Linked DNA regions of Homo sapiens: region 1 is linked to region 2. The links are chromatin loops, found by intact Hi-C in ENCODE. Cell type or tissue: ascending aorta. All regions are shown on one strand. Links, peaks and the distances in the headings refer to the core of each region. The heading gives the core; the rest is flanking DNA.

Region 1 (13,197 bases), core at 2,393-10,392, 230 kb before region 2:
GCCCAGCCCAGAACAATGGCTGGTGAATGGTAGCCTTTATTGTGACAATCCTGCAATTTGACCTATTTTGTAAGTGGTAGGGCAAATGGTCAGAAATCCCATATGTACAGCCTCCATGGCCCTATAACAAAACCTAATAATTGCCCCAAAAGAAAGTCCAAAGGCAGAACTAGATATTACACATGACCCTTTTCAAGGGCTACCTGTCTCTCAGGATGAACAGCAACCTCTTCCATATAGCCCCTTGCCAAGTGCACTTGAGGCTACAACTTAAACACTGGAGACCCTACTAAGTCCCCCTCACACTCAGAGAGAAACACCATATTTAACTCTCCCTCCAGCCCTGCTACCCCTTAGGGAAGTAGCAGGAGCTGAAGGGCCAGTCCTAGTGCAGGTCCCTTTCTCTATAACTTATATACAGCAATGTAAGGAAAAGCTAGGAAACTATTCCAAGAATCCCAGGAAATTCACAGATGGGCTCCAAACTTGACCTTAGCCTTTGATCCCTCATGGAGAGATGTTCAATTCATTCTAGCAACCTGTTGCACCCCCCCTTTAAAAGGAATGAATCATTGAGACTGCCCACCGGGAAGTGGAAGACTTATGTCTGAAACCCTCAGGGTAACCTCCTGGGCTGAGACATAGTCTCCACTACTGATCCTAATCGGGACTATAACAGATCCATGGAAATGAACAAGTGGGCTAAATTTCTTGAGGCTCCTTGGAGGAATGAAAAAGGAAACTAACCACCAACCCCAAATCAGGCCACGAGATATGGTACTTGTTAAAACATGGAAGGAGGGATCACCTGCTCAACAACTGCAACCCAAATGGAAGGGACAATTTTCAGTGGTACTGGCCATGACTTCTGCAGTGAAAGCACTGGGATTAGATAGTTGAATACATCTTTCAAGGATCAAGTCTGCTATACCTGAAGTCTCAGACCTGGAACCTGGAAGTTCCCATAAGCCACCACACCTGTGAACCTGTAGAAGACCTGAAGTACCTTTTAGAAGACAGCCAGAAGATAAATAAATGCCTGCCAACTTTCCTTGGTGTTTTTGTTGCATAGTTACTGTAGGCTGGATAATAGTAGCCATGCTTTTATATTTTTTGCAGTTTAATTGCCTTCTTTAGATCGATTCAAATCACTTCCTTTGTAGTAATTAAGCAGAATGTTTTAATTCATTCCTATAACAAACATTCCTTACAGCATAGGTATCCACCCCGTGAAGTCCTCATTAAATCTTTTTATAAAATTCACTTCCTCTCACCTAGAGACTATCAAGGTTCAGATGATCAACTGACTAGGTTTCCAGCCAGTTCCAAATGAAGACAACACCCCCAGCCATCAAGAATCTGCCTTGTCTCCACTTGAAAGAGCAGGATAAGTTCCGTGCTCCCCAATAGGTAGGGACTGTGCCCCATGTCAGTACGAAGTAGTCCCTCTTCTTCCCATCAGTCCCTCTGCCTCCCACAAAGATTTATGGGGATTATTTCTCTTAGTGAGGAAATGAAGCAGGAAAATAGGGTCTGGAGGCAGAGAACCTAAGGCTGATTCATGCTAATTGGATATCAGCAGCTACTCACCTTTTAATCCCTCCTTTTTCTGGGCGGCAATGAAATGAAAGTACCTCTGATTGGTCCCTTCCCACAACCAATCAGTTTGGTTGCAGGCCTACTCTTCATTCTGGTTGGTTCCCTCCTGCAATAAATTAGCCTGGCTGTGGGCCAATGGGAAACCTCTAGGTTTAGGTTTCCTAGGTGGATATTCGAAGCCCGAAAAATGCTGTAACCAGTGTTGTTTGGCCACTTGCTCAAGCCTGCTCCCACCCTGTGGAGTGTACTTTCACTTAAAACAAGATTCTGCTTTTGCTGCCTTGCTTTGTTTGTGTGTTTCATCCAGTTCTTTGTTCAAACCACCAAGAACCTGCCCTTGCTTTCTTTTGCATTTTGTCCAATTCTTTGTTCAAAATGCCAAGAGTCTGGACAACTACCCTCAACTGGTAGTTGGGCAACTGGACAACTACCGTCAACAGTAACACTAGGGCTGTGATGACAATCTAATATTAGAGTAAATAGATGATTATAATAATTGTTAATATTAAACAAGGGTTTTCAGTATGCCAGGCATGTGGTAAGCCATGAACAGACACATAGACACACTCACACACATCCTCATTTAACTCTCACAACAATACTACTTTCCATGTAGAAAGTTTTTTGTTTGTTTGTTTGGTTTGTTTGTTTGTTTTTTGAGACGGAGTCTCGCTCTGTCGCCCAGGCTGGAGTGCAGTGGCACGATCTCGGCTCACTGCAAGCTCCGTCTCCTGGGTTCACGCCATTCTCCTGCCTCAGCCCCCCAAGTAGGTGGGACTACAGGTGCCTGCCACCACGCCCTGCTAATTTTCCATGTAGAAAGTTTTGAACAAAGTTATTGGTGTGTTTTATCTTTCCTACTCCATTGAAAACTATTTGAGAATAAAGACTCTACTTTTTACATAACAGAGGCTTAGCAAATGTCTGAATGAATAAATATCCTTATATTTCCACATAAGAACCTACATTGCATAGAAAAATGTAAATGAAGAATTTTTTTTTTTTTTTTGAGGCAGAGTCTCGCTCTGTCGCCCAGGCTGGAGTGCAGTGGCGCCATCGTGCTCACTGCAAGCTCCGCCTCCCTGGTTCACTCCATTCTCCTGCCTCAGCCTCCCGAGTAGCTGGGACTACAGGCGCCCGCCACCACACCTGGCTAATTTTTTGTATTTCTAGTAGAGACGGGGTTTCACCATGTTAGCCAGGATGGTCTCCATCTCCTGACCTCGTGATCCACCCGCCTCGGCCTCCCAATGTGCTAGGATTACAGGCGTGAGCCACCGCGCCCGGCCAAGAATTTTATGATTTATTCATAATAATTAATTTTTCTTCTCATTCTGTCTGCTACATGGTTCAGTAGTGTTGTGTGTATTCATATTGTTGGGCACGGAGCGCCAGAATTTTTTTCTATCTTGGAAAATGGGAACTCTCTACTCATAAAATAACAATTCCTATTTCAACCTTTCCTCCACCCTGGGCAACCACAATTCTGCTTTCTGTTTCTATGAATTTGAATCATTTAGACACTTCATTATCATTATTTTTGATTGCTCAATATTTATTAAATGCTTCAGATAGTGGCAGTGGAAAAAGTATGTTAAAAGATGTATGCTTTATGTTGGACACATGCAAATCTCACTTTCACTGCCCCCATCCCCCTTCCAAAACATACACGCGTGAGAGAAACAGAGGTAAAAATTTATTGTAGAAATCAGCAACCTAATTTAAAGCTGAAAGCAATCTTACCTTGGGTAACAGAAAAAAAAAAAAAAAAGGTAACCTTCTCTTTGAAACATAAATCACTCCTGAAAGGACCATGTGGGAATTCCTAGAATTCCTCTCTTTCTATTTTTGACTCTTGTAGAAGAGGTTGAAAACAGAAGCATGATTGGAATATTAGGAGCCTTTTCCTCTTGGTAATCATTAAAAAAGGAAAGTCTGAAAGAAACTTCTAATTTCCCCTATAGCTGTGTAAACTCCAGTTAAATATAAATTGTTTTGTTCTCTCTCGATTGTTACATTTATATTTCTTGAGGTCAAAGTGACTTTCCATAGTCATAAACAGATTCTACTTTGTAACCCCACTTTAACTATCAAAGTACCCGAAAAAGCATCAAACTGTGCATTAAGACAATATCCAGGTGACAGAGAGAAACCATAAAAGGATTTAGGCTAGGAGTAAAAATATTATCCTTTGGGAGCCCTACATGAGACCTAGAAATAATATCCTGTTTGTTTGGGCCAAACTTTTCAAAGAGTTTTAATCCTTCTAAAAATCCACATGTATTACCTTAGGATGCAGCTTCAGCCATGTATGTAAAAACATAGGTGTGAAGTGTCTGTAGGGCCTTACACCTCTGGGCCTATAGTTGAAAACAACCTTCTCTAGTTTTTCCTTTATTTTTGTCATTTCTGTCTTAAATAGATTCCACATGTTTTTTTTTTCTTATTTACTTATTTAACTTGTATTTACTAAGTGCCTTCTATGGTCGTTACCTCTATTAGGTAAGGTTCCAGCACTGTGAATTCAAAATTGAACAAGATGCACAATGTCCCTGCCTTCACGAAGCTTTGGTCGGCCTATTATTTGATCATCATAAGACTTAGGAACGTAAACATATAAGATTGAATGGGATCCTTAGAAATTACGTAGTCAGTTATTTCCCTACCTAAAGAGATAATTTACTCAGATTTGGTTGTTATGCCTGAAGAATTTCAGTCACAAAATTTCTCCAGCTTTCACGTTGATGTTCTTGTATGTAATAAAAATATATAGGTGGAATATTTCTCATGCAAACCAAGGTAGGTGATCCGTGATAGTAGAGTTGCTAAGCATAATAAAGGATGCCTAGTTATATTAAAATTTTTATATAAGTTTGTCAAAATATTGCATGGGATACACTTATACTAAAATATTATTTGTCAGTTTTCTGAAATTCAAATTTAATTGCAAATCCTTTAATTTTTTTGTTTTGCTTTGTTTTTGTTTTTTGCTAAATGAGGCAGCTCTATGCAGTAGGGAAAGAAGGAAGGACAGGCAAAGCTCATTTGAAGTATGAGATTAACTAATTAATTATATAACAAAATAATTAAATGGAGATCTAATGCTAATGATTTTGGATTATGGTACCATTAGCAATACACTTTGGAACTCCCTCCTAGCCAATTCTCTTTGTATAGGGATGGCACTGGAATAAGCTGTGCATTGTTGGGCCTACAACACAATTTGTATTGTAGATTCTCAGATAAAAACAAATGATTTGTGCTGCTTACTTTTAGAAAAGCCATATGTTTTAATTGGGGACGGGGATGGGGGCTTCTGGGAATCCTTATATTTCCATGGCCTCTCCTCTAAGCTGTGAGACCACATAAGAGCATAATTTATTCTACATTGTGATGACTATACTTTAATTTTTATTGTGCTGTTTCATAAGCTCTTTTGGAGTAAGATGAAACAGAGAGAAATTTTCCTAATATCTCTATAGTTTATGTTGTATGTGTTAGAGTTTTTAGAGAATAGAAATAATTGTGCAGTAAACTTCACTGCAGCCGAGTCCAGGCCTATGTTTCTTACCACCCTCAACCAAGTATGCAGCACGATGCTCTCTAAATATTGTATGATGGTATGAAAAGAATTATCTCCCAAATGCCTTATGCTCTTCATCCCAGCTAAAAAGTACAAATTCTAAGATTTTCATAAAGGCTCCTCATAACTTCTATGCATATAAAGGAAAAGTCTGGAAAAAATATATATATAATACACATTGCTTATCTTGAGATCTTTCATTATTTCAAAGTAAGAAAATTAGGAATATTTTTAATAAATTTCCCAGAGAAATAAATATATCAAGTATTTGTTTTGCATTATCTCTCTAGATAAAAATGTATATATTTGGTTGAAAGTAATTTACTTGTTGGGTTACAGCACTTCTTGTGATAACACAAAATCCAAACTGATCATTTAATATTGTGCTTCTCAATTTCAAAATGCTTAATATTCATTATGAGGTCTATTATATTAAAAAAGGTAACTTGGTGCTATTGATCCTAAATGGATTCAATGAGTATTCTACATAGAAAGTTCTAGATCCTATATACAACACTGTTACTTTTTTCAGTGAAGAAATGAGCACCCAGAGAGGTTAAGTAGCTTGTCCCAGATCACATCACTGGAATTAAAGCTTTAACCTGATTATCTTCATTCCGAGTCCTCCACTCTGTTTATTACCTCTCCATGTTTTTCTCTCAAATTCAAGAATTTGGGTAAATATGAAAATATGTAAATATGCCCAGAAAGGACAAAGCATATAGGTTTTTATACTAGCATTTAAACAAGCAGCTGAAAAGTTTACATTCTTTATTTTTTTCTTTTTAGCAGTTCACATAATGAATTTCAAGGAAGCATTTACTTTCTTACGAAGTAGAAATAGTTCCCTCATTCCTTTAAACTGTCTTGGACATTGCCTAAATGGCTTTCATGAGGTGAGAACAATGTAGGTTCTCAATTTGACACGCTGGTAGGGTTACCATCTGAGTTTCCTCTGGAAAGTCTGAGAATAAAACGTCTAGACTGATTTTCAATGCAGAAGCTCAAACTTCAAGAAAGTTGGGGCAGTCACAGCAGCCTGAGGATATGGAATAAGCCCAGCTGGGGCATGCATAGTCACACTGTTTCCATCAGATTAAACACCAATTCCAGCTTTTTCTCTCTCCTGCCAGAATAAGAATCAACTCATTCTTCCCATGCTACCTCCTCAGCAAAACCTCTTTCTTTTTTCAGTTTATTTCTGGTCCTGTCATGGTTCTACTTTCAACCAGATTTCTTCCCTTCTTCTCTCACTGAATTTTTGGCTAAATTTTGGAACATATTCTTTGTTAAACCTCATTTGCTTTTTAACTCTGAATGGGTAAGCAGAGTGGATACTTATTTTTTATTTATTTATTTATGCCATAAATACTAAATACTCATTGCACATAATACATAAATCAAAACAGGGATGAAGGTCACTCATTGCACAACCTCAGTTAGTATCACCCACATAGTGGCCCTACTGGAAGCAGCTGGAAGAGCTTAGACATCCTGACAGGCTCTGTAGCCTAGATGTTAGGGTTGGCTTTCCTATCCCTGTTCTCTGAGTACTAAATCAGGGAGCCCTGTCATATCATAGAAGAATGTAGCATTTTATATTTGGTGGGACCGAACTCATGACTGTACCCATTTTTTTCTCCAAACAACAGTGTTTCCTGGAGTTAAGGCATAAAACATAGCATCTTTAAGAAATCCTGGTGGTCAGGTGGCCAAGGTGGAGCATTTAAATTTGATGAGGCTAACCCTGTCTAGACAAACGCCTGCTATGGATGTGGATATTACCCCTGGTTATTACTCATCATGCCCAGGCTGACTCAATAATAAAGAGCTGGCTGGGCAAGGTGGCTCACGCCTGCAATCCCAGCACTTTGGGAGGCCGATGTGGGTGGATCACCTGAGGTCAGGAGTTTGAGACCAGCCTGGCCAACATGGTGAAACCCCGTCTCTACTAAAAATACAAAAATTAGCTGGGCATGGTGGCAGCCGCCTGTCATCCTTTCTACTCAGGAGGCTGAGGCAGGAGAATCGCTTGAACCCAGGAGGTAGAGGTTGTAGTGAGCCGACATCGTGCCACTGCACTCCAGCCTGGGCGACAAGAGCGAGACTCTGTCTCAAAATAAATAAATAAATAAAATAATAATAATAATAATAAAGAGCTAAGAAAACAGCCCACAACAGGGACTATAATGCATAAACCTATGACAAAGGTAGATACATCTAGTAAGGCTGAGATCCAACCATGAGACTGAGGGGTTCCTCTGGTGGAGTCTGGGGGAACCAAGGAATATTTCTTGACCTGGGAGACATGTGAATGCATACAAGGATGGACATATGCGGCTACCAGAGAGTTCAAAGGTGATTCCCAAATGTCTCCTTATTTCATCTGCTTCTGTTTTTACCATTTCTACAGGAGTCCAGGCACCATGCTCTGGACTTTAGCAGTAGAATTCTAATTGGTCTCTCTTCCCTACTTCCACTCTGTTCTCCACCTTGCAGCCAAAGTGATTCTTTAAAAAACAAAGAGCATACAAGTTTGATCATGTAATACATATTTTTCATCATTCTTAAATGTTTTTCCATTTTAAGCTAGGGCAAACTTCCTAAGGGGTCTTCCATGGAGGGACTCTTAATTCATCACTTCTCACAGACTTTTCCACGTTCTAGCCAGTCTCACCACCAAACTGATCTTCTTTCAGGCCCTACTACTTACCAGACTTCCTCCTGACACAGAATATTTATATATCTGGTTCCTTTTGGCTAGAATGCTCTTCCCTATAACCCTGACTAGTCAACTGCAACTCAACCACTAGCTTCAGCTCAGGTTTATCTTCCCTGGGAAAACTTTTTCCTAATCTCTGATTAGGTCAAATCCCGATGTAGTTTTCTTGCACTTCTGCTTGACAACATTTACCACAATTATAATTTTTCTCCTCCTTATGTCATTATTTAATACACATCTGTCACTCCTACCAGACTGCAATGTCCATGAAGGCAATTAGTGGCATCTTTTTCATACAAAGGGGAACATTTTGTATACCAAGCACCCAGCACAGAGCTCAAATTGGTCACTTTCCATATATCTGTTGAATGAGTAAGTGGGACTCTTAAGAAGTGGAACCCGTCTGTTTCTAGCTGTTTCTTTTAATGGACATTTATTGGGCTCTTAATACTTAGCAGTCAGAAGTTCTAGGATCTTCAGGTGTCTGTGTGAGGAGTCAAGCCAAATAAGGTGAGAACTATAAAGTGGAGGGCTTTGCACACTTGATGATGGTGACCTCAAACTGATGACAGAAGTAGCCAATGTTCCCACCACCATAGTTTCTCCCACAGGCTTCAGATTTGAAACAATTTCTGTGTTCCACCAAGATCACCACATATATTAACTAAAAATTAAATTGCTGTTTTTTTTCAAAATCACAAATAGCCAGTTGAAGTTGTTCTTCAGCATAAGATTACTGTGTTACCATACTATGTTGATATTCTTGCAACTAAAACAAGGATGTGAATATAACTGATTAATGTGAGACTTCAAAATTTATTAGAATTAACTATTGATGTTTATATATTTTTGCACAGATGATGCTTTTTTAGCTAATTGATTGATTTCATCTTTTAATTGCCAAATAAAAATCATATATATTTGTGGTGTACATCACAGCATTTTCATATATGTATACATTGTAGAATAGCTAGATAAAAGTAATGAACATATCTGGATTTTTATTTTTGCCTTTGAGAACTGCTAGAAATTTAGGCTTCTCCACTTGGAAACCACTTCTCCAGCTGGAAACCTATGACAAAGGCAGATATATCTGAGATCCAACCATGAGATGGAGGGGTTCCTCTGTCTGTCTTTAAATCCCAAAAAAATAGGGCAATAGAATTGGGGTGTGGGGGTGACCTTCATCTCCTCTCTGCAGTTTCTGTCTTCCTCTGATAAGATTGTAACCTGGAATATTTGGTCCTACAGGCTACAGTTAGTCATATTATTAGTGTAAGGCTGTAGCCTGACAGTGCTTTAGGCAAAAGCACCCAGTGGAAGTTGAAGTAGATAGTGGTCCATGCCTTCACTCAGAAGAGATTTTTCAAAACCGCAATATTGCCAATTTTACCCTTTTCTTAAAGTTGTAAAATGGTATTGCAATCTGAGGGCTACATTTAGTAATAATTCCAGACACACATGGCTGGTTTCCTAAAGCCAAATAAGTATTTAGATAATAGAAAGTACAAAAGGTCAAGTGCAGGCCTGCCAAAGCTTGATGGCAATGCATGTATTCAGAAAAAGAAACTGATTTTTTTTTATTTTACTTTGAGACAGTATCTTTGAAATCTTCACTTGCAATAAAATAATAGCATATCATCTTCATGGAATGCAAAGAATAATTAAAACCTGACCTTGACTTACATTACAGGAGTTGGGTGAAAATAAATGAAATTTTATATATAAAAGTGCTTTGAACTTTTAGGAGGAAGGCTGTATACAAAAATCTAAGGAATACTAATCCTAGGTGTTCCTATAAGTAAAAAATTATATTTAAATCACATGTAATACTTCTTTTTCATAAAAATCTGAACTAATTCTGGCTGGAAATTGATCAGATTCAACCCAGTCAGGGAAACACTGCCATTGGTACCGTCTAAAATGCTGGTGTGACAGGTAGGCATAAAAATCTTGTGCTGACTACAGCGAAAACTGAGACAGTGGCTGAGCGGTTCACTTAAGGTGAGTCAACAGTAGAATTTCTCTGCTCAGATGCCTTTTGAATTAAGTGAAAAATAGCGCAATTATACTTGTCTCCAGAACAACCTCTAATACCATTCTCCTGCATCATTCAAGCTACACCCACCATTAAATTGCTCTTTAAAACCACTAAACTGCAGTCCTGTCTAAAGGTTAATGATGCAAATCTATAATATAACATTCATAAACTGTTTCAGAAAGAGGAAGTTAAGTTTTAACTGGCAAGCAGAAATAATATTCACAATATTGTTGTAAGTGCAAATAATATTCACAATATTGTAAGTACATGGAGCACAAGCAACAAAGGATATCCATTCATTTTTTAGTAAGACCAATTGATGCAAAGCTATGCTATGATTCAGGACTGTCTTTTCCTTTAATCTGATATTTAGACATTAGTGACAGTAACAGCACTTTTTATGATCAGGTTTTGTCTACCTATAGCTTTGGATGAAGTGTCCAGAAATAGCCCCTCCTGAATCTTTGAGAAGTGGAAATGGAGACGGTGAGAGGAATAAGAAACCCCTCTCCCTTCAGACCACCTGGACTCCCAATACAGCATCCAATGCAGGATCTACTTCTGGCCAATAGGTTGGTGAGCCAGTAGAAAATGAGAAGCCCAAGGGAGGCCACAGCTCTGAGACCTGTGCCAACTCTCTCTGACCACACTGTTTCCAATGGTTAAGGGGCACCTAGACGCTGTTGCTCAGGAATGTAAAATGAGGACTTACCAGTCTATTTGCGGATCCGCAGAAATATTTTTGGTTGGGTTTTCTGAATATTGATGACAGAAAATAATCAGCGGGAAGTCCCTTATTAAAGCATGAGCCATTTTCCAAACATGTGAAGTTTTAATGGCCGAAATAAAACATATTTTTCTTCTTTGTCCCTACCTAGCAAAAAGAAAGATCTCTGAGGTTCATGGGCAAGAGGCTAGGTGAACCCCTGTTTCTCCTAATTTGTGTAGAAGCTCCTTATTCTGTAAGGGTGAGGATGGAAGGGAACTAAAAATTGTGACTTTCCTGACAACTTCACGAGAAGTCGAAACATACTCTAATAAATACAAATGATTAGGAAAAAAAACAAAGAAAAAATGTGGTTATGTTTATGATCACCTAGAATATATTTCCCAGGGCTTAAGCAGTGGTTCCTGCCTACATTTGACCTTTTAGGGTGTGTACATAAACAGGGGTTAGTTTAGGAAGGAAACAGAAGCTTACCTGTTCCCTAGTGATTTACATGAATGAATAAACCAAAACAAACTTGCAATTTAAAAAAATAGCCAAAAGCTACATTCACATTTGTCTGGGAATTCATGTTGGGGAATGACTTTTTTGGAATTGTAACAATGAAATGGTAACATTTTGATCATTTTAATCATCATTCATAAATCTCGCACAGTTTTGCCAAAGCAAATATACTTGTTTTGAGTTAAAATGTACCAAATTTGTACTGTGAAATACTGTTTTCCTTTTTTCAAGAAGCCAGATAATCAACACTCAGGAATTTGAACACAACAAAGTGTACCCTGAGCTTCAGCTCTAAAACTATTTTATGTCTAAAAATGATGGATTTCATTTGCCTCCCAGAGTTAACAAATGTTAGCAATTGCTATATTTGCTTCTTTATTAAAATAAATAAAATGTGTAGCTATTGCTGATGCATCTCTCCACATCTTATTCCCTTTCCTCTCTCCCTAAAGAAAACCAGAAGGCCACTGAGTCAAACACAATGCTAAGAGAGGCAAGCTGTGCACTGTAGACCCCAGTTGTTCAATGGGGCAGCCCAATAGCCGCTATGTAAAGTGTCTGCCTTTGGTTTTGACCACTCATTATGTGTGTTTGTATCTTTACACAATTTCATTATTGTTTTCAGTGCTTTAAAAATGTCTACAAGGACACAAAACTGTAAATGTTCTTCTATATATTGTATTATTCTTATTCCAGGTTAAACTAGAGTTGGTAGCTGTCTGCCCATTAACTATTTGCTCTCCATTCCTTGTTAACAGAGCTCCAGTTTTCTTGAGATACAATAGGTACATCCTTTCAGGGAGGAGAGCCTATTTCCATGTCAAGTGTAAATTCTAATTTGTCTAAGCAACCATGGTAATCTTACTCATTTCCTGTGAGTGAATTATGCAGGGCATGCAATGTAATTACAGTCAATGAAACAGGCAGAATGCTACTGGTAGGTTTCTGAGAAAGATTTCTTATTCTTGAAAGCACACAAATAAATGGCTTCATTTTCTGCTGGATGCTGTCATATTTGAATATGAGACCCAGAATTGTGCAGCTGTCTTGCTGCATTGAGAAAATTGGCCTGAAGATAAGTCCACGTAATATGGATGGCAGAGCAGAAATACAGGCAAAACAGGGAGAGGCTATCTTAATCAATCTTCAAGCCATAGCACCTCAGCCTTCTTTACAGATGAGTTCATGCATTTCTTTTTTTGTTACTTTCAGCAAAAAGCATCTATGGAGTTTTGTTGTTGTTGTTGCTGTTGTTGTTGTTGTTTTGATGTTGGGAAATACAGTTTTCTTTAATCACTTTAGTCACTAAATAGTTCCACTGTGCAAACATTTATCCATTTCCATGCTAATGGACATCTCAATTATTTTAAGTTTTTTATGTTACTAACAATGTTACATCCGATATCCTAGCTCATGTCTCCTTATAAGTATTATAAAACTAGAATTGTTGTGTATGTGAGATATACACATCTTTGCCTTATTAGATATTTCAAAATTGGTCTTCAAAGAATCTCAAGCAGTTTACACTAAAAAGAACTTGAAACAATTTTTATTGCAGCAGTATACACCAGTATCTCTTTCTCAACATTGTTGCCAATATTTGGTATTTTCAGACTTAATTTTGCCTTCATGATGAAATGGTGTCTTCCTGTTGCTTTCATTTACATTTCTATATTTGCAAGTAAAGTTGAGAAACTTTAAATATATTTATTAGCCATTGAGGTTTCCTTTTTAATTAATTATTTCTCTAAGTCATTCATTAGTTTTCCATGGGACTGTTTGTTTTCTTGTTAGCTTTTAGAATTATTTTATATTCTGGATTTTAATGGTTTCTCAGTTATATGTACTATAATGTCTTCTCCTGGTGTATTACTTACCTTTTATTTATGGCACCTTTTGAGACACAGGCATTTTATATTGAATGTAGTCAAATTTATCAGTTGTTTCACTTATAACTTGTCCTTATTTCCTCTTTAAAAATTTTTTCTTAATTCTTTCCCATGAGTATATAATAATATGAA
Region 2 (13,197 bases), core at 1,628-9,627:
TTCTGTAGTCTCAATTGTTATGTCTCTTTTATGGATCTGGTTTTATTTATTTGGGTGTTCTCTCTTTTATTTGTTAGTCTAGCTAAAGGTTTGTTGATTTTCGCTATCTTTTCAAAAACCCAAATTTTTATTTCATTGATCTTCTGTATTTTTTTGATTTTTTAAATTTTCTAATTATTAGAGGTACATCATAAGGTTGTTTATTTGAAGTCTTTCTACTTTTTTGGTATAGGCATTTATTGCTAAATAATTTCCTCTTAATGCTGCCTTTATTGTATTGTATGGATTTTTTTTGTATGTTAAATTTCCTTTTTTAATTATTTAAAGAAGCTTTTCAAATTTCCCTCTTAATTTATTCACGGACACATTGGGTCATTCAGGAGCATATTGTTTAATTTATATGTGCTCGTGTATTTTTCAAGTTTCCTCTTCTTATTGATTTCTAGTTTTATCCCATTGTAGTCAGAAAAGATAACATGACCTCTACTTTTTTGAATTTGTTGAGACTTATTTTGTTACCTAAGATATTGTCTATCCTGGAGAATGTTCCATGTGTTGATGAATAAAATGTGTATTCCGCAATAGTTAGGTGAAATGTTCTCTATGTGTCAGTTAGGCCCATTTGGTCTATTGCGTAGTTTAACTGTATTGTTTCTTCATTGATTTTATTTCTGAATGACCTGTTACTGAGAGCTGGGTGCTAAATTTGCTACTGTTTGCTTTATATGCTTGGGAGCTCCAGTGTTGAGGCCATTCGTACATTAAAATGCTATATTGTCTTGTTGATTTGACCTTTTTAATCATTGTATAGTGACCTTCTTTAGTTTTTACAATCTTTAATTTGTAGACAGTTTTATTTGATATAAGTACGCTACTCGTGTTCTTTTTTTGATTTCCAGTTGCATCCCATCACTTTCAGTCTATTGTTTTTTTGTAGGTAGAGTGGGTCTCCTGTAGCGTATAGTTGGGTGTTGTTTCTTTATTCATTCAGCCAATCTTTGTCTTTTAATTGAAGAATTGAGTCCGTTTACATCCACTGTTATTATTGGCAAGTAAGGACTAACTACTGCTATTTTTTTTCTTGTTTCCTGGTTGTTTTGTAAGTCCCCTCTTCCTTTATTTCTTATTGTCATTTATTGTGGTTATGTTCTCTGACAGTATGTTTTAATTTATTGCTTCTTATTTTCAGTGAATCTGTTATAGGTTTTCTCATTGTGGTTACCATGAGGTAAAAAATATAGATATAATACATTATTTTATTTTATTTTTTTAATTATACTTTTTAAGTTTTAGGGTACATGTGCACAACATGCAGGTTAGTTACATATGTATACATGTGCCATGTTGGTGTGCTGCATCCATTAACTCATCATTTAACATTAGGTATATCTCTTAATGCTATCCCTCCCCCCTCCCCCACCCCACAACAGGCTCGGGTGTGTGATGTTCCCCTTCCTGTGTCCATGTGTTTTCATTGTTCAATTCCCACCTATGAGTGAGAACATGCGGTGTTTGGTTTTTTGTCCTTGCGAGAGTTTGCTGAGAATGATGGTTTCCAGCTTCATCCATGTCCCTACAAAGGACATGAACTCATCATTTTTTATGGCTGCATAGTATTCCATGGTGTATATGTGCCACATTTTCTTAATCCAGTCTATCATTGTTGGACATTTGGGTTGGTTCCAAGTCTTTGCTATTGATAACACATTATTTCAAAGAGATGAGAACTTATCTTTGATCACACAGAAAAAAAATAGGGACAAACAAACCAAGAAAAAATCTTTAACCTCTACACATTAATTTTATCACCCCATGTTTTGACTTTTAGTTACCCCCATTTACATATTTTTATATTGCCTATCTTTTAGCAGGTTATTGTAAATATTATTGTTTTTGATAAATTTTTCATTTGGGTTTTATTCTAAAGTTATAAATAGATTGCAAACCACAATTATAGTATTAGTGTATTCCGCGTTTTCTGTGTACTTAATTTTACCAGTAACTTTTACACCTTTAAATGTTTTCTCTATGCACACTTTTTTCTTTAGATGAAGTTACTGAAATTTGTTATATTAGTTATACATAACTGTCAATTACTGAGAGTGAGGTGTTAAAGTCCCCTTCTATTATTATATTGCAGTGTTTGTTGTAGGACAGGTCTGGTGGTGATGAATTCTCTCAGTTGTTGTTTCTCTGAGAAATAAAGTACTCCATATTTATAGAATAGCTTTGCTGGATATAGTATTATTGGATGACAGTTATTTTCTTTCAGCACTTTGAAAATGTCAGACCACTTTCTTCTGGCTTACATGGTTTCTGTTAAGGAGTCTGTTGCCAGATGAATTGAAGCTCCTTTATATGTTATTTTCTTCTTTTTATCTTGCTGCTTTTAGGATACTTTCTTCATTCTTGACCTTTGAGAATCTATTATATGCCTTTGGGTGGTCTTATTTGATCAGATATGTTTGATATTCTCTGACCTTCCTATACCTGAATTATCTCATTCTCAGGGTTTGGTAATATTTTTTCTCATTTTTTTGAGTAAGCTTTCTACAATTTGCTCTTTCTCAACTTCCTCTTGAACACCAATAATTCTTAGATGTTTGTCTTTTGGGATAATTTTTATATTGTGTAAGTGATCTGCATTCCTTTTCATTTTTTTCTATCTTTCTCCTATGACTGTGTATTTTCTAATAGCTTATTTTCAAGGTCATTGATTCTTTCCTCTGTTTGAGCCATTTTACTCTTGACAGTCTAGTGAATTTTTCAGTTCAGCAAATGTATTTCTCAGTTCTAAGATTTCTATTCGATTTTCTTGTATTATTTCAATCTCTGTTAAATTTCTCTAATAAATTTCTGAATTGTTTTTCTGTTATTTTGGAAATCACTTAGTTTCCTTAAAACTCCTATTTTGAATTCTTGGTCAGAGAGTTAACATATCACCATCTTGTTAGGGTTAGTCACTGATTCTTTGCTTTGTCCATTTGGGAAGATCATGGTTCCCTGTTTGCTGTTGTTTCTTGTGGGTATACATTTGTGTCTTTGCATTGAAAGATTAGTTATCTATTCCAATATTCTCTGTTTGGCTTATTTAGGTTTTTAAAATATGTCCACTAGGTCCCTCCTTCCTTTTTGGTATGAGATGACACCCTAAGCCCAGGTTTGCCTTGGTTCTAGGAAACAGAGTGCCACCGTCTTGCATTAGAGAGGTCCCAAAGGGGATTTCCCTGTATCACCTTTGGGACCTCCCTAATTCAAGGGAAGGTGGCTAGGAGTTCATGTTCAGTGTACCCGTGGAACAAATCTCCTACAGGACAGTTCTGCTGAACAGCCAGTCTGATTTGGCACCTTTTTTGGCTGAGTTACAAATCAGAATTTCCAGGGCTGGCAATGGTAGTCCCACCTCCCCTTCTTTGTCTTTGGCTCTCCTCAGAGATATTTTTCCCTTCCAGCACTCCTGATGCTTCCCACGATTTGAGCCAGGGACAAGTCTCCTACATGGAATCCCAAATGGTGGGGAAGCTAATTGTTCACCTCAGTCTCACTTTTTCCAGTATAGAAACCATAAGTTGGGGGGTAATTTTCCATACACTTGGTGCTGGACAGACTGGGGAAGAGGGGCATTGCAGATATGGAAGTTCAATTCTCTCACCACCTGCTCAGAGTTTTTTCACTTATCTGTGGCCATAGGAACTGTCTTATCCTCATATTTGAGTTCTGGTCTATTGCTGGTGATAATCTCTGTGCTGCATATTTGTTTTTGGTTTTCTCTGGGGGAAAATGGAGCCAGCTTGTTTCTACACCACCACTTTCGAACTGGCACTTCTAGCAACATACGATAATTTTTAATTGGTTATTTCCAGTGCTTTGAAAGATGTATGAATAAAAACTTGCATCTTTGCTGTGCCTCCAATAGGGTACAGAAAACTTATCATTTCAAACAAAGATATATTACCTCAACAATTGTAGGAAAAGTGCTAATGATGTGTTGAGTAGCAAAGATCTAATGTTAGGCAATGGATGGTGTTTTACAAGAAAGGATCAAATAGAGTGCAAATATTTTCTTACCAACATTGCCCTGCTCTGCTTCTCATGTCCTCCCTACAATACCAAAATATGAGCTCAACTGACTAAATTATAAAGCATTTGACTGACTTAGAAGACATTATTACTATCTCCCATACATGCTTTCCTAGATTTAGAAGGGCATTTAGAATTAGGTTTGTCAGATCTTACACCTGTTAGAATGGCTATTATCAAAAAGACAAGGAAGAAAAAGGAACTCTGGTGCATTGCTGGTGGGATTTTAAATTAGTACAGCCATTATGAAAAACAACATAAAGTCTCCTCAACAAACTAAAAATAGAACTGCCATATTATCGAGGAATCCCACTTCTGGGTACATATTCCAATGAATTGAAATCAGTATGTTGAAGTGATATCTGCACTCACAAGTTTATTGCAGTATTATTCATAATAGCCAAAACATGCAATCAGTCTAAGTCTCCATCAATTGATGAATGTGTGAAGAAAATATGGTATACATACACAATGATATGCCATTCAGCCTTAAAAAATGGAGGAAATCCTGTCATTTGCTACAACATGGATAAACCCAGAGGACATTATGCTATGTGAAATAAGCCTGATACAGAAAGACAAATACACATGGTTTAATTTATATGTGGACTCTAAAGAGACCAAATTTATAAAACTAGAGAGTAAAATGGTGGGTATCAAAGGCTGGATATGGGGTGATGGAAGGGGAGGGGAATGATTAAGTGTTAGTCAAAGGGTGCAAAATTTTAGTAAGGAGAAATAAGTTTTAGGACCTATTGTACAGCATGATAACCACAGTTAATAATAATGTATTGTATATTTCAAAATGACTTTTAAAAATAGGTTTTAAATGTCCAAAAAAATGGACACGTGAATTAGCTTAATACAATCATTGCACAATGTACACATATATCCAAATATCACATTGTACCCCATAAATATATATGATTATTTATCAATTACAAATAAAAATAAAACAAAAGGGGACAAAACAGAACTAGGATTATCACATAGCCACACAGATACCTTAAACATCTGTTGTTATCCTGATGACTATAGGGTCATGTAAAGACCAGGTCAAATGAAACAACTTGATATGGCAAATCCAGAAGCACAGGTGTGTATCTGAGGTAGACAGAGAGCCTGCCAACATTTTTCAAGTCCACTAACTGCTCCTTAATTTTTCTGCAGAGAGAGAGTGATATGAGAAGTAGATATCTGGTAACAAAGTGAGTAGAAAATCGTAGATTTTTCTGACTTGTAGCTTAGAGGCTTGTCTCTTCTCATTGTATTTCACATTTGGTTGTAATCTTCCTGAGGTTAGAATTGTAGATACTAAAACTTTTAGCACAGTGTCTTATATATAGTATACAAATTGCTGAATTCAATTTTCTGCACATTAACTTTCAATATTAAAATAATGGACTAAGGATAGCATAATTTTATGAGGATTAAAAAGAGAATATCTGACAAAGACACACTAACCTGAACAAAAAAATGTAAATAGTAATTTTAAGTAAAACCAGATTCCTTGTTGGCCAATAACATTGTAGCAGACAAACAGAAGTACAGAAATATTCAGGAGAAAATACTTGGAAAATAATTTGGTATGATATGGCTTCAAATGTCCAGATGCCAGGGCTCAGGAAATAAGAATGCCTTCAAATCTTTTAAACAATTAAGCCAATGCAATCATCTAGAGATCATTCAAAGTTAGTGAGATGAGATCTATCCATTGATATTTCTGGTAGAACAGAATGTGAAAAGCATTTGAGAGAGAAAGAAAGGATAGTGAATAGAAATAATAATATTTAGTATAAAACATGTTGATATAAAGAGTTTTCCCAAAATCCTATAGAAAACCTCTTGTGATACAGTAGGAATTCTTATTCAGTTCTTTTTACTGATTAAATCATAGCAAGGGGCCAAATAACTTCCTAATTCACTCAGCTACCACATGGCACATACAGGACTCTATTCTATATCTTTAACTACAAATTCTCACCTCTACTATATACTTCCTATTTAATTTGAGAGGGCACCACAGAGGGCCTAACCAGGCTGAAGACATGGTCAAATATTGATTTTGAATCTGTTGAATGAGGAATAGAAGTACTGATCTGAATAAAGTCAATAAAATAATCTCTGGTTATGTGATTACTTATCACTTTCCACCCCCACTGTTTAATCCTCTGTTATAGAATTAATTATCCTGGAATCACAGAATTAATGTGTGGTAGCTGAAAACTGAGATGGAAATTTGCATGCAACAGGCAATTGGGCTGGTTTTGAAACTTTGAGAAATACAGCCACCTGTTGGACATAGTCTGGTATCACACTCTGTTCACCATTTGTTTTTTAATGTTCTTTGAATGCGAAAAACTTTTGTTAATAACCAAAACGTAAAAAAAAAAAAAAGCATAATTGTCACTATTAGAAAAAATAAAGATGATTAAAAACAGTTGAATGTCTTATTTTGTCTGTTTAAAGAATGAACCTGTGTATTAATAATGTAATTTTCTAGATATAGTCTGAATAAGCTGAAAAGCTTTCATCATCATAAGAACCAATTAATAAATAATTTTTTTAAAAAAGTTATTTCCTCACAAATTAGTAAAAGTAGGAATTTGTTATTTTTTTCATTCCACTCCAGCACTGGCCTCTAGAGCAGCAGTTGGCAAATATTTTTTAATGTTTTTCAGATAGTAAATACTTTAGGCCTTGAAGGCCATAAGCTTCTTTCTCCTTTCCCTTTTATCCTTTCATTTTGGAAAGTTAAGCATCTTTATTTTACTTAATAAAAACTGTATATATTTAAGGTGTACAACATGGTGTTTTGATATACATATACTTAGTGCACTAATTACTACTGTCAAGCTAATTAACATATCCATCTCCACCTATTTACCTTTCTGCATTTGTGGTGAGAACACTGAAGATCTACTCTCTTAGTAAATTTCAAGTATACAGTACAGTATTATTAACTATAGTCCCAATGCTGTACATTGGATCTCTAGAATTTATTCATCCTACATAACTGAAACATTGTACCTTTTAACCGATGTCGTCTCATTTCCCCACCTCCCCAACAACACACAGCCCCACCCCACTCCTGCCCCTGGTAACTATCATCTACTCTCTGCTTCTAAGAATTTGATTTTTTTTTAGATTCCACATGTAAGTGAAATCATGTAGTATTTGTCTTTCTGTTCGTGTCTTATTTCACTTAGCATAATGTCCTCCTGGTTCATCCATGTGGTCACAGATGGCAGGATCTCGTTTTTTTTGAGGTTGAATAATATTCCATTATATATATATATACCACAGTTGTTTTTATCCATTGATCCATGACAGACACTTAGGTTGTTTCCACATCTTGGCTATTGTGAATATGTTTCTATTGCAACTATTCAACTCTGCTGATTTAGCATAAAAGAAGCCATACACAAAGGGAAACAAATGTGCATAGCTGTGTGACAATAAACCTTTACTGATAAAAACAGTTGACAGGCCAGATATAGCCCACAGGCTATAGTTTTCTTATACCTTCTTGTGATGGTTAATATTGAGTGTCAACTTGATTGGATTGAAGGATGCAAAGTGTTGATCCTGTGTGTGTCTATTAGGGTATTGCCAAAGGAGATTAACATCTGAGTCACTGGACTGGGAGAGGCAGAGCCATCCTCGGTCTGGGTGGGTACCATCTAATCAGCTGCCAGCACAGCTAGAATAAAGCAGGCATAAAAGGGTGGAAAGAGTTGACTTGCTGAGTCTTCTTGTCTCCATCTTTCTCCCATGCTGGATGCTTCCTGCCCTCAAACATCGGACTCCAACATCTTCAGCTTTTGGGCTCTTGGGCCTATACCAGTGCCAAGGGCTCTCAGGCCTTTGGCTGCAGACTGAAGGCTGCACTATCAGCCTCCCTACATTTGAGGTTTTTGGACTCAGGCTGGCTTCCTTGCTCCTCAGCTTGCAGATGGCGTATTGTGGGACTTCACTTTGTGAACATGTGTCAATACTCCTTTATAAGCTCCCCTTCATATATACACCTATCCTATTAGTTCTGTCCCTCTAGAACACCCTGACGAATACACTGCTCTAAAGGCCTTTGCGTTGGCTATTCCCTCTGCCTGAATCACTCTTCCCTCAAGTATTCACACAGCTTACTCACTCACTTCCACAAATCCTTGTTTAAAGTATCTCCTTTCCAATGAAGTCTACCCTAACTACTCCACTTAAAATTGCAATCTGCAACCTTGCACCCCATCCCAGGTCTAAGAAACAACCTCACAGGCCACTCACAACTGAAACACCCCCAGGCCAGCTGAGCAACTGTGCATCCATGCTCCTGGCCAGAGAAATAACCCCAGGACCACAACCCCAGAGATCCAAACCCCAAGTCAGCTGACCCACCATGTGCACCTGTCCTAAGAAACCTGGCGAGTCCATCATCAGCAGAGCCACATGCCTGCTGCCACAAGCCCTTGCAGCCCAAGCCACTGAGAAACTCCCATATGTCATTAGTGTGACTTATGGCTGAAAAACTTAGGTAGAGACTACACTATTGCATCTACCTAGAACCAGAGGCAATGCACCCCATCTAACTGACACCCCCAAGTCCCATTCATATGAATAAATGTTTCTCTACAAAACCTACTCCATAAAATTGGAAGAGGTGACTATTTCACCAGATGCATTGAAATCAAACTAGAAACATATAAACATGAAAAAGCCAGGAAACATGATGCCTCCAAAAGAACACAGTAATTCTCCAGTAATAGGCCCCAATGATAAAGAAACATACAAAATGCCAGAAAAGTAGTTCAAAATAATAACTTTAAGGAAACTCAGTGAGATCCAAAGGAATACAGATAGACAATTCAACAAAATAAAATTGCAACCCTCTACTTCTCTTGCTTTATTTTTTTCTTAACAGTTAACTCATTTTAATGTATTACATTATGTTCATTGGAGCCCATCTCTCCCAACCGGAATGTTAGCTCCATGGCCAAGACTTAAAGCAGTGCCTGGCATGTAATAGATACTCAAGAAATATTTGTTGAACAAAAAGATGATTTATTCACATTTGCTCCAAAAACAATTAACAACACTAATTTTGTTTAAGAATGTGACTCCTGGCCAGGCGTGGTGGTTCACGCCCGTAATCCCAGCACTTTGGGAGGCCAAGGCAAGCAGATCACCTGAGGTCAGGAGTTTGAGACTGGCCTGGTTAACATGGTGAAACCCCATCTCTACTAAAAATACAAAATTAGTTGGGCATGGTGGTGCACGCCTGTAATCCCAGCTACTTGGGAGGCTGAGGCAAGAGAATCACTTGAACCCAGGAGGCCAAGGTTGCAGTGAGCCAGGATCACGCCACTGCACTCCAGCCAGGCTTGCATATAATTTCAAAAGTTTTATAAATCTCTTTGCTTTACTCATGAACGTAGTAGAAATGTCATTTTTTAAATCAGAATATCAATGAATATATTGCCCATTGTAGTCCCCAAAACTCTATCATTTTATTTAAACCTTACAATATTCTTATTACACAGACAATATTATCACCACTTCATAGATGACAAAACTAATGCTAAAAAATGTCAGTAACTTGCTCATAGTCACAAGGTAGTAAGAGAATGGCCTAGGGTCCATGTGTCTTGATTTTAAAGCCAGTTTTCTTTTCCTGACAATGCAACTGTCAGCCAACCTTGCCTCATTCCAAGCCTCTTGAGGACTCCTTTCTCCATAGCTGAATTAGCTTCAGCAACACCTCAATCCCTAGGACAAATTTGACTTCAGATAAAAAGGATTTGATGAGCTTTGACCCAAATTTGTAGAGGTGAACATCATTCACTTTGCATTTAAGATGCTTACTTATTTTCCTCCTTACTTATTTTCTTATTTGGCTCAACTACCAGATTCCCATCTCTAATTAGCTGGATCTGAATACCTTGTAAACTCTTGTACAGTCAGTTCCTTGCCTTTGTCTAGTGACAGTACTGGCTCTTAACAGTCTCTCCAAAGATCTACGTTCCCACCTACAGGCTGAGGCTCTGCTTTCTGATAACGAGTTTCCTAGGTGCTGACTGTTTCCTACGCCAGATTTCCAAATATCACTCACTCTAATCTTATGCTCTGTTCATGAGCAGGACAATCTCAGTTCTTTGGAGAACCTTTTCCCCACCTATAATTACAATTCCTTTCCCATATTTCTTCTGTATAGTCTGTAGCCTCTATCGTCTTGATATCATGCTCTCCTTTTGTGCAAGTTTAGGTACCTTCAAAGTACCTCTACCAAAACAGAATTTGGCATATGAGGCATAAAAGCCAATTCTGCTTTCTGCTGAGGAGTTTTAGCTAAAATGTGGCCAAAGCCTCTTTTGTGTTTAAGCGCTTTTCTGTGAGGTAAGGCTCCCAAGTGGAAAAATGCTGAACATGCTTCCTGCTACACTGTCTCCTGACTTATTACTAAAGAAGACAAGTTCAATATAGATTGATAGCAATGACAATTGAGTGAAACAGTAAAGCTGAGCTGTAACATGGAGGAAGAAATAATGAAGCCTGATAAAAAATTGGAGAAATCAGAAAAAATTAACAGAAAATTAGAATGGTTCTATAAAATCTCCAGCCTATGTGATTAGAGGAATAGTGGTTCCACTGCATAGAGAAAAGTAGTTGGAAAGTACAATCAATGTTGGAGTAAAGATAAATTCACTGAACAAATGGAGATTATGTTAGAATATAAATATATATCAAACTGAATATAAAGATTAGTGTCTTCCACCACATAGCATTCTAGAATTTCAAAACTTGTTTTTGCATTTATTTAGTGTCACACAAGGCAACCTGAGATGAATAAATTTTGACATATTTATCCTTTGACAAGTGAAACTGAGGCCTAAAGAGGAAAATAACTAAAATTCCACAGACCTTGTGTATGAACCCAGTACTTGGGACACCTTATGCTTTCAATTTGATCATTTGGCCTCTCAGGCCAACTACAACAATTGACAACTTTATCTGAATGTAATTCAGCCAAAGTCATTTAGTCAATAAAATATAGAGGAAATTGGACCAAGGGGCTTGTTAAGGGCAGAACTGATAGTTTATAATAAAATCTAAGGGTCGTAAACTCAAAGTTTAAAAGCTCTGATATTTTCTTTTATGAAAGAGAGAATAAAATAGATGGGATAAAATACAATAAAAGTATTCCAGGGGTAATTTGGTCAATCTGTCTTTCTCCAAACATCCACAAATTTCTATTAACTTTATTAAACTCCATGACCAAAAAGCCAGCCTCTGTACTTTCCCATCACAAACAACCAAAAAATTCATTTTACATGATTGTTTTATTTTGAATGTCAGTGATATGAATTATTATCTTTAAAATGGTCCAGTTAGTTACATTTTAAGCCAATATTTGCTTGTACTTTTGTTTAATTTCCAAAACAATGAAAGTATTTTGCCCTCTGGAGTGTTTCTAATAAAGATAATGGTATTTTAGAAATAAATCAATACTTGGTACTTACATAAAAGTTTTCACCTGAGAAGTGCACCATGTCTTGGTGTTACATTGTTATTTCACTGACCTCTGCTTATTTTGGCTAATGGGAGACACTGTTCTCACTTTACCAGAAGAGAAACCAAAGTCCAGGACCTGTCTAACGAAACAATGAATTAATGACAGTTTTTGGAAGAGGAATCAGTACGTTTGATTTCCAAGGTTTAAACAGATTTGTGATGCCAGGATATAATCCTTGTTCAACATGAAAAGTTGCCTTCCCACCCCAGGGGCCAAAGACACAGGAGAAGTTGGCATTCTTACGACATTTTAGTAAGAAGTGTTTCTTTTTCATTATATGATCCCAAGCCTTTACAACTCCAAAGAAAGAAAATTATTTCAAGGTACTTAGGATAAGGAAGAAACTCCCATGGCTTGGAAAACTTCTCACAAAAATTATTTTCTAACCTGTATTTAGTAGATGTTCACTGACAATAATTTTCTGTTTTCACCAGAGTTTAAGATTATGAGAATGCTACAACAGATAGAAAAAGAAGAAAGTGTTAGTCTGGGGAGAAAGATAATAAACCTTGATTTAAACAAAGTCTCTCCTGATCAAGCCCTCTTTATTCCATTTGAAGTTTCTTCAAAAATCTTTTTTGCCTCTATCTTCTTCCTTACCCTTTCTGAAAATAATGAGTCCAAGGATATTTGATGAACTGAGCAAGGTAGGTGTCCATGCCAGAGAGTGGGGAGCAAAGTGGACCTGAGTGTGCAAAAAGGGCATCCATGCAGGGTGTCAGCCCATTAGGAGCTATGAGATCCCAAGCAGGATTAAAAAAGCATCTGTGTAGGTGCAGGGAACCAGGCTGACCTAGGGGCTCAGGTTCCAAGTTGGGATTAAAGGGGCTGTTTGTGCAGAATATCAGAGCTTGAGAGAGGTGACAAGGGTGTCCATGTGAGGACTGACCCAGAATGAGGTGTCAGAGCACAAGTAAGGTGAGAAGGTCATCTTGGCTGAAAGACAGCCTAGCTCAGGTTATCATCAAGCAGGATGAGGAGGGTTTCCAGGCTGGGGTCCTTCAGCATGGTGTGTAAAGCTTGGGCAGAGAGAGAAGGGTGTCCATGCAGAACAGGGGATATCAGAGCCCAGCATATAGGTGAGCCCAGCACAAGGGTGAGGAAGCCAAGCATATCTAGACGGGGCATCATTGGTGACAGTGCCAATGAGAGATTGGACACCTAGGAGATTTCACATACACACACACACACACACACACACACACACACTTTGAAGAGGGAGCCAGTTTTCTCATTGTCAAAAAAGGGAAGTACAAATATGGAAAGAAAACTAGAATAAACTCCTGTGTCATTGGATTAGAACTGAAGATAATAGATGGGTAAATAGATACATTAATAAAACATTTTACTTGGCATTTTATAAGCTCCCAGTAATTTGTGTTCCCAAATTCATGTAAACTTTTTTGATCACTGAATGTTTAGGTTGTGAGAAGAATGTGCTTAGTAAAGATAATATGGTTTTTAGATTCAGGCTCAAGTAATATCTTGGGTTCAAAATGTATCTCAACTATTGGGTGATTTTATATAATCATGGTGAAAACTGTGGGACAGAA

The links. A loop is a pair of places that touch in the nucleus more often than their neighbours do. Peaks named below come from ENCODE experiments on the same cell type or tissue, not always from the same donor. Only the 100,000 strongest peaks of a DNase experiment are listed, where the experiment ranks them.
Region 1: it touches region 2 in a loop (3-fold over the local background); 3 of 110 quality-filtered maps call a loop at or near these places.

The regions. Positions count from the first base shown.
Region 1 is chr3:99,247,217-99,260,413 of GRCh38, reverse strand. No RefSeq gene overlaps it. Among named protein-coding and RNA genes, the nearest start is that of LINC00973, 340 kb to the right of the region's middle. In ascending aorta, for the core only: no CTCF peak of the experiment used is centred there; no DNase peak of the experiment used is centred there; H3K27ac peaks cover 5,751 bases.
Region 2 is chr3:99,016,957-99,030,153 of GRCh38, reverse strand. No RefSeq gene overlaps it. Among named protein-coding and RNA genes, the nearest start is that of LINC00973, 110 kb to the right of the region's middle. In ascending aorta, for the core only: a CTCF peak has its summit at 6,392 (motif pointing left); no DNase peak of the experiment used is centred there.